Regions from separate parts of the Homo sapiens genome. Here region 1 is linked to region 2. Evidence: read pairs that join two places in POLR2A ChIA-PET (ENCODE). Cell type or tissue: Panc1. All regions are shown on one strand. Each heading gives the region's core, and the rest is flanking DNA. Links, peaks and the distances in the headings are about the cores only.

What was found. Peaks named below come from ENCODE experiments on the same cell type or tissue, not always from the same donor. Only the 100,000 strongest peaks of a DNase experiment are listed, where the experiment ranks them.
Region 1: POLR2A ChIA-PET joins it to region 2 with 14 read pairs; 14 of 35 experiments call an interaction of 5 or more read pairs at or near these places.

Annotation. Positions count from the first base shown.
Region 1 is chr9:131,496,019-131,498,518 of GRCh38, reverse strand. PRRC2B (proline rich coiled-coil 2B) reads right to left here. Exons shown (of 32, transcript NM_013318.4): 32 at 1-2,500. Among named protein-coding and RNA genes, the nearest start is that of POMT1, 5.6 kb to the left of the region's middle. In Panc1, for the core only: no CTCF peak of the experiment used is centred there; no DNase peak of the experiment used is centred there.
Region 2 is chr9:131,376,246-131,389,035 of GRCh38, reverse strand. It overlaps a transcript of PRRC2B not described here. Among named protein-coding and RNA genes, the nearest start is that of PRRC2B, 11 kb to the left of the region's middle. In Panc1, for the core only: no CTCF peak of the experiment used is centred there; no DNase peak of the experiment used is centred there; H3K27ac peaks cover 1,274 bases.

The DNA of each region.
Region 1 (2,500 bases), core at 1-2,500, 110 kb before region 2:
TCTCTGCACTAAGAACTGCATTTCATTAGACCAAGGAGGGGTTGGGGCGCTGGGAGGCCTGAGGCCTGCCCTCAGCCCCCCAAGTCTCATTTAAAACCTGCATCTCAGCGAAGAGACTGCAGCTCAGGTCACACACAGGTGGTGACTGCACCGAACTTCACATGCAATTTCCTGGCCTTTCCTGCACAGAATTAATTCAGACATTATATATAAATAGAGCAGTGAAACATTTACTTCTTTTTTTTTCACCTAGACCTACAACATCAATACATATAAATAAATTCTAGTGTTTTTTGTTTTTTTATTTGGGGTGGGGGAGGAGAAAGGAAGGAAATACCAGGTAAGAGAAAAGGGCTGGAGAACAGGTGACCTTTTTGTTTTTATTTTTTCTCAAACAGCAAGTACTGTGGGTCTGATACCAGGTTCACCTGAAGGGTACATCTTAACAGCATCCAGAAGGCTTTCTTTTGACAAATCACACGCACCACCGCATCAGGTGGGAGGGGTCTGGCCATGCGGCTCAAGTGTCCAGGTGGAGATGAATGTGTGGCTCCCGCAGGCCTGAACTCACCCAGGAATGGCTTGGCAAGGAGGGCCGGTGGGGACAGAGAGGGCTCATCCCAGGCCCCACAAGCAGCCGCTTGCAGTGGGAGAAGGAAAAGCAGACAAGAAGCTCAGGTAGGGAATGCCTGGAACTGTCGGGTGGGCAGCCCCTGGGGAAGGGACTCAAGCATAAAGGCTTGGGATAAAGAGGGAAAAGACCAGGTGAGGGCAGGAGGGGAGCTGCTGAAAGATGCAGGTGAACAGTAAAGCACCTTTCAGTAAAACTGCCCTTTCCCAGGCAGCTCTGGGGTGGGCGCTGTTGGTAGGAGGCCGTTCTCCCGCTTCCTTAGAATTGTGAGAGCAGTAAGAAGTTACTTCAGCAGTTCCTAAGATGCTCCTTCCCCATGTTCTACACTAGACACAGAGCTTAGAGCCCAAGCCTGAGCGCTGTCCTGCACCCGTGAGACGCTGAAGGCAGCCTCTGGTGGGGGGTGCATCCCCGGCCCCCTCCTCTAGGTGTTCTGAGCCAGCCTCCTCTGGAGGAGGAGGTAGACGCTCAGTGACCCCTAAGAACAGCTGAGAAACCTGAACTGTCCCCTTCCCTTTCCTTGGAATGACAGAATCTGGAGTGATTTCCTTGTTTCTTACTTAAAAACAAGCCCAGCACACGATGGCTCACACAAGCCTCTGGCTGGAGAAGCTGCCCTCCCGGAGGCTGCGCAGGCCCTTTGGACCTTGGTCAGCCCTCCACCCAGCCTCACCCTGGACCTGCCCCCGCCGTCTGAAGACAAACGAGACTGATGCCTACTGCTTAGCTCAGGCCCTCCTGTCCTGACAACCTGGGTCTGCTGCTGGGAGTGAAGCAAAGGAGGAAAAGGACAAACTCCCAGTGGCCTCACTTGGGGACCACACACGGGTCCACTCCCTCCATCACCAAGTGGTGTTCACGATGAGCTGTGTGGGAGGTGGAGACAGGTCCAGAGAAAGCAGCAGGCTCCGGAAGAGGAAGGAAGGAAAATGACAGGTTACAGAAGGCTTCAGGGAAAGAAATGTGTGAAAAACACAGCACCCCTGCAGGGCAGGGTATGGAGCCCCAGAAGCAGAGCCCACGGGGCCTGGGATGGGCCTGTGGTATGTCAGCTCACCCCATCTGGGCCAACCTGGGAGCCACCAGCAGCCATCTCCATGATTTGTCTCTGGTGCCCAGCACATCCACTGGCTTTAGAGGAGCCCAGGACAGGGACCCTGTGTGATTCTCATGCTAAAACTGTCATCAACTTCATGGGCTGCCTGTAAGCGCCCTGGGCTCATCAAGCCAGGAGCTGGAACCCAACTATGACCCCCCCCCTCCCCCAACCTGCCTGCTGCTCTGAGCACCCCATCGCTTCCCAGGCGGGGAGCCAGGCACCAGAATGCTCGCAATCGGTGCCCTCAAGAACCTCCTTTTCTTTTTGCAAATAACCTCAAGGGTGAACCAGCTGAGGAATCAGGAGGGGATGCATTCTTAAGAGTCACCTCTTAAGGTACTGCAGTGACGTATCAAACTAAACAGGACAGAGGCTAGAGATGGAAGGGAGCGGAGGGGCTGGCAAGAAACATATAAAAGTTCAGCTATACACATGGAGCTTGCGTTTTTGTTTTCTTTTCCTTTCCCCTTTGTAAAAACCTTGGCTACATTTTAAAACAAAAAGCCTCAAAGTAAAATGACCCTGCTGCCAAATCACTGTGCCTAGGGATGGGCGGCTGGGCCGGAAGCACTGCTGAGAAGGCGCCCTGGCTGCGCGGCAGGACAGGGAGGAGGCAGGGAGGGCAAATCTGCACTGCACAGGAGGCGTCACTCCACAGTCACGGTAGGAGCAGATGGGATGAAGGAGTCGTCTGCTTTTTTGTTTCGTATCAAAGCAAGCGGGTCAATGCCATATATCCACGGGTGCAAGCTGGTTGACAACGGAGCTTT
Region 2 (12,790 bases), core at 4,759-7,258:
ACCCCCATCTCTACTAAAATACAAAAAATTTGCCAGGAGTGGCGGCATGCACTTGTAGTCCCAGCTACTTGGAAGGACGAGGCAGGAGAATTGGTTGAATCCGGGAGGGGGAGGTTGCAGTGAGCCAAGATCATGCCACTGCACTCCAGCCTGGGCAACGGAGCGAGACTCCGTCTCAAAAAAAAAAAAAAAAAAGGTAAAAGGAGGGGCCAGGTGCGGTAATCCCAGCACTTTGGAAGTCCAAGGAGGGCGGATCACGAGGTCAAGAGATCGAGACCATCCTGGCCAACATGGTGAAACCCTGTCTCTATTAAAAATACAAAAATTAGCTGAGCATAGTGGCGTGTGCCTGTAGTCCTAGCTATTCAGGAGGATGAGGCAGGTGAATCACTTGAACCCAGGAGGCGGAGGTTGCAGTGAGCCAAGATCGCGCCACTGCACTCCAGCCTGGTGACAGAGCAAGACTCTGTCTCAAAAGAAAAGAAAAGAAAAAAAGTGCTGGGCGTGGTGGCACACGTCTGTAATCCCAGCACTTTGGGAGTCCGAGGTGCGCGGATCACCTGAGGTTGGGAGTTCAAGACCAGCCTGACCAACATGGTGAAACCCCATCTCTACGAAATACAAAAAATTAGATGGGTGTGGTGGTGTATGCCTGTAATCCCAGCTACTCGGGAGGCTGAGGCAGGAGAATTGCTTGAACCTGGGAGGTGGAGGTAGCAGTAAGCCAAGATTGCACCACTGCACTCCAGCCTGGGCAACAAGAGGGAATCTCCATCTAAAAAAAAAAAAAAAAAAAGTAAAAGTAAAAGTTGATGAAATTAATTTTAATAATGATTTTTTTTTTTTTTTAGACAGCGTCTCGCTCTGTTGCCCAGGCTGGAGTGCAGTGGAGCAATCTCGGCTCACTGCAACCTCGGCCCCCCGCCCACAATGCGTTCAAATGATTCTCATGCCTCAGCCTCCTACATAGCGTGTGCCATCGCACCCAGCTAACTTTTTGTATTTTAGGTAGAGATGGGGTTTTGCCATGTTGGCCAAGCTGGTCTTGAACTCCTGGCCTCAAGTGATCCACCCACCTGGGCCTCCCAAAGTGCTGGGATTACAGGCATGGGCCACTGCACCTGGCCTAATAATGAATTTTATTTAGCCTACTATATCAAAAATATTACTGTTGCAACAGGTAATTAATATTTTAAAATTATAAATGAGATCACTGACATTCTTTGTGGTCACATGAAGTCTTCAAGTCCGGCATGTATTTTATACTTTATAGCACATGCCACTCAGTGCTGGGCAGGTTTCACACTCTCGGTGGTGGCACAGGGGCAGTGAGCTCTTTACCTTCTCCACTGTTCCTCACAGCCTTTGCCAAAGTTTGGGAAGTGGAGGAGATGACAGTACCGTGAGAGGCAGGATGACCGCATCTGTCTTATTTGATGCAAATCCCTCAGGGATTAAGTCTGGCACAAGGGAGATATCGGTCTAAGGCTCAGGAGGACAAGGACTTAGTCCATTTGGTTCTCTGCTGTGATGGTTAATACTGAGTGTCAACTTGATTGTATTGAAAGATATAAAGTATTAATCCTGGGTGTGTCTGTGAGGGTGTTGCCAAAAGAGATTAACATTTGAGTCAGTGGCCGGGGAAGGCAGACCCACCCTTAATCTGGTGGGCACAATCCAATCAGCTGCCACGGAACATAAAACAGGCAGAAAACTAAGAGAGAGAGAGACAGGTGGCCGGGCGCGGTGGCTCACGCCTGTAATCCCAGCACTTTGGGAGGCGGAGACGGGCGGATCACCTGAGATCGGGAGTTCGAGACCAGCCTGACCAACATGGAGAAATCCCGTCTCTACTAAAAATACAAAATTAACCAGGCGTGGTGGTGCATGCCTGTAATCCCAGCTACTTGGGAGGATGAGGCAGAAGAATCGCTTGAACCCGGAAGGCTGAGGTGGCGGTGAGCCGAGATCGTGCCATTGCACTCCAGCCTGGGCAACAAGAGCGAGACTGTCTCAAAAAAGAAAGAAAGAAAGAAAGAAAGAGACAGGCCTAACTTCACAGCCTACATCTTTCTCCCAAAGTTCTTCAGTTTTGGAACCTGGACCGGCTCTCCATGCTCCTCAGCTTGCAGACAGCCAGCCTGTTGTGGGACCTTGTGATCGTGTAAATTAATACTTAATAAACTCCTATATATATATATGACTTATATATATATATGATTATATATATCCTACTAGTTCTGTCCCTCTAAGAGAACCCTAATACACCTGTGCTATCCTTAGCATCAAGCATGGTGCCTGGCAAATAGTGAGTGCTCAATGAATTTGGTTGGTTTGTTGAATGGCAGAATGGGTGTCTGGCCCTTGACCTCATTGGCTACAACAGAAGGGACCCTGGGACTCATAGGGTTACCCGTTTTTATCATCTGACAAGAGAGGACATAAGCGTATGAAAAACCTGGAAGGACGTGGGTGTTCTGGGAAGACAGATGAGGAAGTATTAAGGGGGGAAAGTCAAGTCAAAGGCTCTGTTCCTCGGGCAGATCTGGAAGTGGGGTGACACCCTCTGGGGACAGTGGGAGCTGCTGCATCCCTGGGAGTTAAAAAGCCACAGGCATAGGCCAGGCGCAGTGGCTCACACCTATAATCACGGGACTCTGGGAGGCCAAGGCAGGAAAACTGCTTGAACCCAGGAGTTCAAGACCAGCAGCATAGGCAACAGTGAGATGCCCCATCTCCACAAAAAAATTAAAAAATTAGCCGAGAATGTTGGTGCACACTTGCAGTCCCAGCTATTCCGGAGGCTGAGGTGGGAGGATTGCTTGAGCCCAGGAAGTCGAGGCTGCAGTGAGACATGTTCACGCCACTGCACTCCAGCCTGGGCAACAGAGCAAGACCCTATCTCTTAAAAAAAACAAACAAACAGAGATCCTTCACTTGCCCCGTAAAACTCAATGGTTAGGCTACATCCAAACCACATCCCAAGTTCAGGAAATCCTCTTCTCTCTGCACTTCTCTCTGAGATGACAACAATAAGAATGATGGCCGGGCGCCGTGGTTCACGCCTGTAATCCCAGCACTTTGGGAGGCCGAGGTGGGCGGATCACGAGGTCAGGAGATTGAGACCATCCTGGCTAACATGGTGAAACCCCATCTCTACTACAAATACAAAAGATTAGCCGGGCGTGGTGGTGGGCGCCTGTAGTCCCAGCTATTCAGGAGGCTGAGGCAGGAGAATGGCGTGAACCCAGGAGGCGGAGCTTGCAGTGAGCCGAGATCACACCACTGCACTCCAGCCTGGGCGACAAGGCGAGACTCCGCCTCAAAAAAAAGAATGAGGATAGCTGTTGTTTACTGAGCATTTTTCTGGGCCAGGCATGCTGCTAAGATAACTTAATTAACACTTGCAAGACTGTTATTATTTCTCCCACTTTACGGATAAGGAAATTTAGGTCAGAAGTTAAGTGACTTACATAGGCAAGGACACAAATGACATGGGTAGCCGAGCCAGGACTAGAAGAATCCAGCAGTGCCAGTCTGGGAAGTTTAGCCTTTCCAGGGGAGAGCAAGGCTGATGTGCTGGGCCAGCTGTGGCAGCTGCTGTCTGTGGTCTGAGGCTGCCAGTGAGGGCTGGCTCCTGGGTGGGATTTCCCAGGACATTTGGGGGACCCTGAAGGAAACTTTTTTTTTTTTTGAGACGGAGTTTTTCGCTCGTTACCCAGGCTGGAGTGCAACAGCACGATCTCAGCTCACTGCCACTTCCGCCTACCAGGTTCAAGTGATTCTCCTGCCTCAGCCTCCCAAGTAGCTGGGATTATAGGCATGTGCCACAGTGCCCGGCTGTTTTCTTTTAAATATTAGGAAACTTACTGGTGTAGCTCATGCCTGTAATCCCAGCTACTCGGGAGGCTGAGGCAGGAGAATCGCTTGAACCCAGGAGGCAGAGGTTATAGTCAGCCAAGATCACACCATTGCACTCCAGCCTGGGCGACAAGAGTGAAACTCCATCTCAAAAAATTAAATTAATTAACTAAAAGGAAACAAAACACAACCCAACACTTGCTCATTGGTTCATGCCCACTCTCTCCAGCCTTGCTCTCCTGGTTTCACTCAGTTACTTCCTGTCCATCTTCCAGCTCTGGTTCCACTCCTGTTACAGCCAATGTGAAAATGTCTCCTTCGACCAGGCGCGGTGGCTCACAGCTGTAATCCCAGCACTTTGGGAGGCTAAGGTGGGTGGATCACTTGAGGTCAGGAGTTCATGACTAGCCTGATCAGCATGGTGAAACCCCGTCTCTACTAAAAAAGTGCAAAATTAAGCCAGGCGCAGTGGCTCACGCCTGTAATCCCAGCACTTTGGGAGGCTGAGGCGGGTGGATCACAAGGTCAAGAGTTCAAGACCAGCCTGGCCAAGATGGTGAAACCCCATCTCTACTAAAAATACAAAAATTAGGCCGGGCGCAGTGGCTCACACCTGTAATCCTAGCACTTTGGGAGGCCGAGGTGGGCGGATCACTTGAGGTCAGGAGTTTGAAACCAGCTTGGCCATGATGGTGAAACCCTGTCTCTACTAAAAATACAAAAAATTAGCCGGGCATGGTGGTGCGTGCCTGTAATCCCAGCTACTTGGGAGGCTGAGGCAGGAGAATCACTTGAACCTGGGAGGTGGAGGTTGCAGCGAGCCAAGATCGTGCCACCACACTTAAGCCTGGGTGACAGAGTGAGACTCCACCTCAAATAAAATACATACATACATACATACATACATACAAAAATTAGCCAGGCGTGGTGGCAGGTGCCTGTAATCCCAGCTACTCAGGAGGCTGAGGGATGAGAATCGCTTGAGCACGGGAGGCAGACAGAGGTTGCAGTGAGCTGAGATCGTGCCACTGCACTCCAGCCTGGGCAACAGAGCAATACTCTGTCTCCAAAAAAAAAAAAAAAAAAAAAAATAGCCGGGTATGGTGGTACGTGCCTGTGGTCCCAGCTACTCAGGGGCTGAGGTGGGAAGATCAGCTGAACCCAGGAGGCAGAGGGTCCAAGGAGCCATGACTGTGCCACTGGACTCCAACCTGGGTGACAGAGCAAGCCTGTCGCAAAAAATAAACCAAAACCGGCCGGGCGCAGTGACTTATGCCTGTAATCCCAGCACTTTGGGAGGCCGAGGCGGGTGGATTACGAGGTCAAGAGATCCAGACCATCCTGGCTAACACAGTGAAACCCTGTCTCTACTAAAAATACAAAAAATTAGCTGGGCATGGTGGTGGGCATCTGTAGTCCCAGCTATTTGGGAGGCTGAGGCTGGAGAATCATTTGAACCCATGAGGCGGAGGTTGCAGTAAGCCGAGATCGAGCCGCTGCACTCCATCCTGGGCCACTGCACTCCAGCCTGGGTGACAGGGCGAGACTCTGTCTCAAAAAAAAAAAAAAAAAAAGAGAAACCAAAACCAAAACAAACAAACAAAAACCCTACAAGAATAAAGACTGATTTCGTGAGCTTTCTTTCACTACCTGCCAGACACAGCCTAAGCTGGGCCTGAATATCTTGGGACCTGGCTCTTAACGTGGTCTAGTGCTTCCTCCTTCCCGAGAAAGGGTAGGAGGATAACAGGGATTTGGCCACAGCTAACTTGTAATATGATCTGATCCAGGAATGTGAGGCCTCCAGCTGGTGCAGTCATGAGCTGTTCCAGGATTCTTGGACTGGCCGCTTTCAAATGCTCTGCACCTGTTCTCCACAGTGCAGTTGTACTAACGAGACACAGCATGAGTTCCCATGTTCAGTTTAGAAAGTGGAGTCATCTAAACTGAAGGGGAAAAATGAACAATATTCCAGGGGGAAATGGATTCCAGCTGGGGAGCCGGAGGAGGCCTTCTCGGTGCAGGTGCTTTTGAGGCCAGGCCTTAAAGGAAGAGCAGAGTTTAATCAGCGGAGACTGTGGAGGAACATTCCAGATGGAGGGACCAGCATGAACAAAGGCCTGGGGATGGGAGTGTCTGAGCACCGGGAGGACATCCCACGCTGTCTGGTAGCCACTAGAGATGTGGCCCCACCTGAGGGGAGGTGCACTCCTACAGGAATGGGGGGCCTGGCTGGGTGCGGTGGCTCAGGCCTGTCATCCCAGCACTTTGGGAAGCCAAGGCGGGCGGATCACTTGAGGTCAGGAGTTCGAGAACAGCCTGGCCAATATGGTGAAACTCCGTCTCTACTAAAAGTACAAAAATTAGCCGGGCGTGGTGGTGCACACCTATAATCCCAGCTACTTGGAAGGCTGAGGCAGGAGATTCGCTTGAGCTTGGGAGACGAAGGTTGCTGTGAGCCGAGATCACACCACTGCACTCCAGCCTGGGCGACAGGCAACAGAGCAAGACTCTGTCTCCAAAAAAAAAAAAGGAATGGGGGCCTGGAGCTAAAAATACAACACTGGGTCCGAACGAACCAGCAGCAGGGGGCCCTTGCACAGACCCAGAAGCTCACAGCAGGGAGGGACATCTGAGCCTTAGCAGTGAACACACACACAGGATAAAAGCAAGTCTCCGAGGGGCTCAACAACACAGGGGTTCCCTGGGACTCCTGGCATCCTCTCTTCAAACCACAGCCAGTCTTTATAATTTTGCCCTCCATTTCCCATCAGACACTGGAGAAAGAGAGGAGGCAAAGACCAGAGACTGGGGAATAAAAGAACAAATGAGGGTAAGATTTACAACTTGGAAACTCTGGTCCAGCTTGGTAGCTCACGTCTGTAATCCTAGCACTTTGAGAAGCCGAGGAGGGTGGATCACCTGAAGTCAGGAGTTTGAGACCATCCTGACCAACATAGTGAAACCCCGTCTCTACTGAAAATACAAAACTTAGCCGGGCGTGGTGGCGGATGCCTGTAATCCCAGCTACTTGGGCAGCTGAGGCAGAAGAATTGCTTGAACCAAGGAGGCGGAGGTTGCAGTGAGCTGAGATCATGCCACTGCACTCCAGCCTGGGCGACAGAGTGAGACTCAGTCTTCAAAAATAAATAAATAAATAAAACTTGGAAACTCTGGGAGGCCAAGACAGGGAGATCACTTGAGGCCAGGAGTTCAAGACCAGCCTGGCCCACACGGTGAAACCCTGTCTCTACTAAAAATACAAAAATTAGCCAGGCATGGTGGTACGTGCCCGTAGTCCCAGTGACGCAGGAGGCTGAGGCACAAGAATCGCTTGAACCTGGGAGGCAGAGGTTGCAGTGAGCTGGGATCACGCCACTGTACTCCAGCCTGGGGGACAGAGCGAGACTGTCCCAAAAAAACAATAATAAAAATAACAAACTTAAAAAAAGAATTGGCCAGGCGCGGTGGCTCACGCCTATAATCCCAGCACTTTGGGAGGCCGAGGCAGGCAGATCACGAGGTCAGGAGATCAAGACCATCCTGGCTAACACGGTGAAACCCCATCTCTATTAAAAATACAAAACAATTGGCTGGGCATGGTGGCGAGCTCCTGTAGTCCCAACTACTCAGGAGGCTGAGGCAGGAGAATGGCGTGAACCCGGGAGGCGGAGGTTGCAGCGAGCCGAGATCGCACCATTGCACTCCAGCCTGGGGGACAGAGCAAGACTCCGTCTCAAAAAAAAAAAAAAAAAAAGAACCAGAACTTGGAAACTCTGGTTGAGTATAAGAAGCAATGAAAAATTATTGAAGGGTTGGGTTTGAGAAAGGAAATGAAAAGAAAAGAGGCAGCTCTCAAAGCAGCCTCCCAAATAAAGAACAGGAATGGCCAAGTCCCAGGAAGCCATCCCACCTGCTCCCTTTCTGTGCCCATGGCAGCATTCCTGAACTACAGTCCTCTTCCTGCTCAACCGCTTGAGAATATTCCTCAACATGGAGACCCAGGAAGACACAACAACTAGTGAAGCTGACATGTGAGGTGGAGGTGGTAGGATAAGGGTAGGATGAAGGAGGGTCATTGGCAGCAGAATTTAGTAATCAAGTCTTGCCCTATGTAGCGTAGGCCGGTATCTCAGAAGTGTAGGCCCTGGAGAAATAGATCTCAAAATCTAACCTGATGTCAAAAAAGTGAGACAACGACCCACAGAGTGGGAGAAAATATGTGTACACCATATGTCTGAGAAGGGTCTGGTACCCAGAATATACAAATCACTCTTTTTTTTTTTTTGGAGACAGAATCTCACACTGTCACACTGTCACCCGGGCTGGAGTGCAGTAGTGTGATCTCAGCTCACTGCAACTTCTGCCTCCTAGGTTCAAGCGGTTCTCCTGCCTCAGCCTTCCGAGTAGCCGGGATTACAGGCGCCTGCTACCATGCCCAGCTAATTTTTTGTATTTTTAGTAGAGATGGGATTTCACCATGTTGGCCAGGCTTGTCTCAAACTCCCGACCTCGTAATTCTCCCGCCTCAGCCTCCAAAGTGCTGGGATTACAGGCATGAGCCACTGCGGCCGGCCTTTTTTTTTTTCTTTTTTGAGGCGGAGTTTTTGCTCTGTTTTGCAGGCTGGAGTGCAATGGCGCAATCTCAGCTCACTGCAACCTCCGCCTCCCGGGTTCAAGGGATTCTCCTGCCTCAGCCTCCCAAGTAGCTGGGATTACAGGCACGCACCACCACGCCTGGCTAATTTGTTGTATTTTTAGTAGAGATAAGGTTTCACCATGTTGCCCAGGCTGGTCTCGAAATCCTGACCTCAGGTGACCTGCTCGCCTCGGCCTCGCAAAGTGCTGAGATTACACGTGTGAGCCACCGTGCCCGTGCCCAGCTTAAGAACTCTTTTATTAAGATTTTTATTTATGTTTTAGAGAAAATCTCACTCTGTCACCAGGCTGGAGTGCAGTGGCATGATCATAGCTCACTGCAGCCTCCAACTCCTGGGCTCAAGCAATCCACAAAATTAGCTGGGCGTGGTGGTGCACACCTGTAGTCTCAGCTGCTTGGGAGGCTGAGGCAGGAGAATTGCTCAAACCCAGGAGGCAGAGGTTGCAGTGAGCCAAGATTGCACCACTGCACTCCAGCCTGGGCGACAGAGTGAGATTCCATCTCAAAAAAAAAAAAAATTATTATATATATATAAATAACTCTTACAACTCAAGAACAAAAAGGCAAACAACCACTGAAAAAAAAAAGGCTGGCTGGGTGCGGTAGCTGACGCCTGTAATCCCAGCACTTTGGGAGGCTGAGGCGGGTGGATCACGAGGTCAGGAGTTAAAGGCCAGCCTAGCCAACATGGTGAAACCCCGTCTCTACTAAAAATACACAAATTAGCCAGGCATGGTGGCGTGTGCCTGTAATCCCAGCTACTCAGGAGGCTGAGGCAGGAGAATTGCTTAAACCCAGGAGGCGGAGGTTGTAGTGAGCTGTGATCGCACCATTGCACTCCAGCCTGGGTGACAGAGTGAGACTCCATCTCCAAAAAAAAAAAAAAAAAATGGACCAAGGACTTGAATAGGTATTTCTTCAAAGAAGATATACACATGGCCGATGAGCACATGAAAAGATGCTCAATATCACCAGCCAGCAGGGAAATGCAAATCAAAACCACTATGAGATACAACTTTGTACCCACTAGCATGGCCATCATCCAAAAAAATGGAAAATAACAAGTGTTGACAAAGATACAGAGATACTGGAACATTCATACATTGTTGGTGGAAATGTAAAATAGTGCAGCTACTGTGGAAAAGAGTTTAGTGGTTTCTCAGAGTTAAACACAGAATTCTCATATGACCCAGAAATTCTACTCCTGGATATATACCCCAACACATGGAAAACAGATGTTCTAACAAAAAAGTATACACGAATGTTCATATCATCATTATTCACAATAGCCAAAGGCAGAAACAATCCCAAATTCCATCAGCTGATGAATGGATAGACACAAGGAAAGAAGTGCTGACACATGGTACCACATGGATGAAGCTGAAAGGCGTTATGCTAAGGGAAAGAAGCTGAACACAAAAGGCCAGGTATTGCATGATTCCCTTTGTACAAAATGTCCATCCTGCCTTAGATTGCAAAAATAATTTTTAAAAAAAGGTCAGGCACGGTGCCTTACACCTGTAATCCCAGCACGTTGGAAGGCCGAGGTGGGCAGATCACTTGAGGTCAGGAGTTCAAGACCAGCCTGGCCAACATGGTGAAACCTCGTCTCTACTAAAAATACAAAAATTAGCCGGGTGTGGTGGCAGATACCTGCAGTCCCAGCTACTCAGGAGGCTGACGCAGGAGAATCACTTAAACATGGGAGGCAGTTTGCAGTGGGCCAAAAATCACACCACTGCACTTCAGCCTGGGCAACAGAGTAAGACTGTATCTCAATTAAAAAAACAAAAACAAAAACAAAACAAAACACTCAAAATGCCCAGAACAGGCAAATCCACAGAGACAAAAAGCTGGTATTTCACTAGTTAATTTCTCCTCTGAAGAGAATGGAAGAGAGCACAGGAGTGTTCAGCTCACCCTCCCAGGGCTGGGATGGAGGCTGAGCGCTTGGGAAAAGCTGCTGCTCACAGCCCTTGGGGAACTTTTGCAGGTGGGGACCTGACCTGTGGGAACATAGTCCAAGGAAGCCCAATTATCTCATTATTCTTGGTGCATTTTAGATTCCACACCTGGGCCCCAATGGTGTGTCATTCCCCCTCCAGCTATGGTCCTCCTCTGGGAGGCTAGAGACCTGTGGCATAGGAGCACCCCCTGCCTTTGTGAGCACAGGCCTGCCAGGACTTTTTTTTTTTTTTTTTTTTTGAGACAGAGTTTCACTCTTGTCGTCCGGGCTGGAATGCAATGGTGCAATCTCTGCTCACTGCAACCTCCGCCTCCTGGGTTCAAGCGATTCTCCTGCCTCAGCCTCCCGAGTAGCTGGGATTACAGGTGGGTACCACCACGCCTGGCTAATTTTTGAATTTTTAGTAGAGACAGGGTTTCACCATGTTGGTCAGACTGGTCTCAAACTCCTGATCTCATGATCCACCTGCCTCAGCCTCCCAAAATGCTGGGATTACAAGCGTAAGCCACCATGCCCAGCCATCCCAGCGCTTTGAAAGGCCAAGGTAGGAAGATCGCTTGGGCCCAGGGGTTCAAGATTAGCCTGGGCAACAGAGGGAAATGCCATTTCTACAAAAAATTTAAAAATTAGCCAGGTGTGGTGATTAATGCCTGTGGTCCCAACTACTCAGGAGGCTAAGGCAGGAGGATCACTTCAGCCCAAGAAATTGAGGCTGCAGGGAGCCATGTGTGTGCCACTGCACTCTAGCCTGGGCGAGAGGGCAAGACCTTGTCTAAAAACAAAACAAACAAATAAACAAAACAGAGAGGAGAGGAGAAAGCGGCAGAATGAAATGCAACAAAGAAGAAAATCTTTCCACCTCGCCTTGGACACTAAACCCTCTTGTCATTCCGTAGGCATCGTCCCAGGACCTGGGCACTGTGGATGTGGAGCCCAGGGCTGGGGTGGGGGTGCAGAAACAGAACTCAAAGAGGGGCTTACAATTCTGTTGAGGAGAGGCATGCACACATTTAAATGCCATCACACACACACACACACACAAAAGAAAAAGGAAAAATTAAATAAAATGCCATCACAAAAGACCATATCCTCCAAAAGTACAATTGTGGAGGTATAAAAAAAAAATTAATAGTATAGGCCAGGAGCAGTGGCTCACGCCTGTAAACCCAACACTTTGGGAGGCTGAGGCGCGCGGATCACGAGGTTAGGAGATTGAGACCATCCTGGCCAACATGGTGAAACCCCGTCTGTACTAAAAATACAAAAATTAGCTGGGCATGGTGGCGTGTGCCAGTAATCCCAGCTACTTGGGAGGCTGAAGCAGAAGAATCACTTGAACCTGGGAGGCGGAGGTTGCAGTGAGCCCCGAATGCGCCACTGCACTCCGGCCTGGTGACAAAGCGAGACTCCGTCTCAAAAAAAAAAAAATTAATTGTACAGTAATAATTGAAAAGGTTATGTATTAGTCAGGTTGGCTACCGACAGATAACCCCAGCATTTGAGTGGTGCATCACAACAAACTTTTTTTATTTATTTTTTCAACGGACCGGGTCTTGCTGTGTCACCCAGGCTGGAGTACAGTGGTGCCATCACAACTCACTGCAGCCTCAAACTCCTGCGCTCAAGCCATCCTCCTGCCTCAGTGTCTCGAGTACCTGGGATTACAGGTGCATACCACCATGCCTGGCTAATTTTTGAATGATTTTAGAGATGGGAGTCTCACTGTGTTCCCCAGACTGGTCTCAAACTCGTGGCCTCAAGTGATCTTCCCGTGTCAGGCTCCTGAGTAGCTGGGATTATAGGCACCAGCACAAAAGTTTATTTTTTTGTCTCCCACACAGCAGTCCCAAGTGGGTTTTGCTCTGTTCCAAGTGGCGCTGCAAGGACTCTGGAAACGTCACCTCCTGGTTCCACTCCCACTTCCAGTTGTGTTAACAAGGAAACACAGGCCGGGAAGCATGCCCATCACTCTGGCCTCATTCCATCATCCATACCTGTCTTATGGCCCCATCTAACTACACAGGGGGCTGGGAATTGTAGTCCAGTGGTGTGCCCTGGAGGAAAAGTAAATGAGGATTGCTGAACACCCAGTAGTCTCTGTCACAGCTACTGTTTACTGAGACTCTACTACATGTCTGGCACCATGCTAAGCATGCTACATGCATGTTATCATTTCATCCTTTTTTTTTTTTTTTGAGATGGAGTCTCACTCTGTCACCCAGGCTGGAGTGCATTGGCGCGATCTCCGCTCACTGCAACCTCCACCACCCAGGTTCAAGCAATTCTCCTGCCTCAGCCTCCCG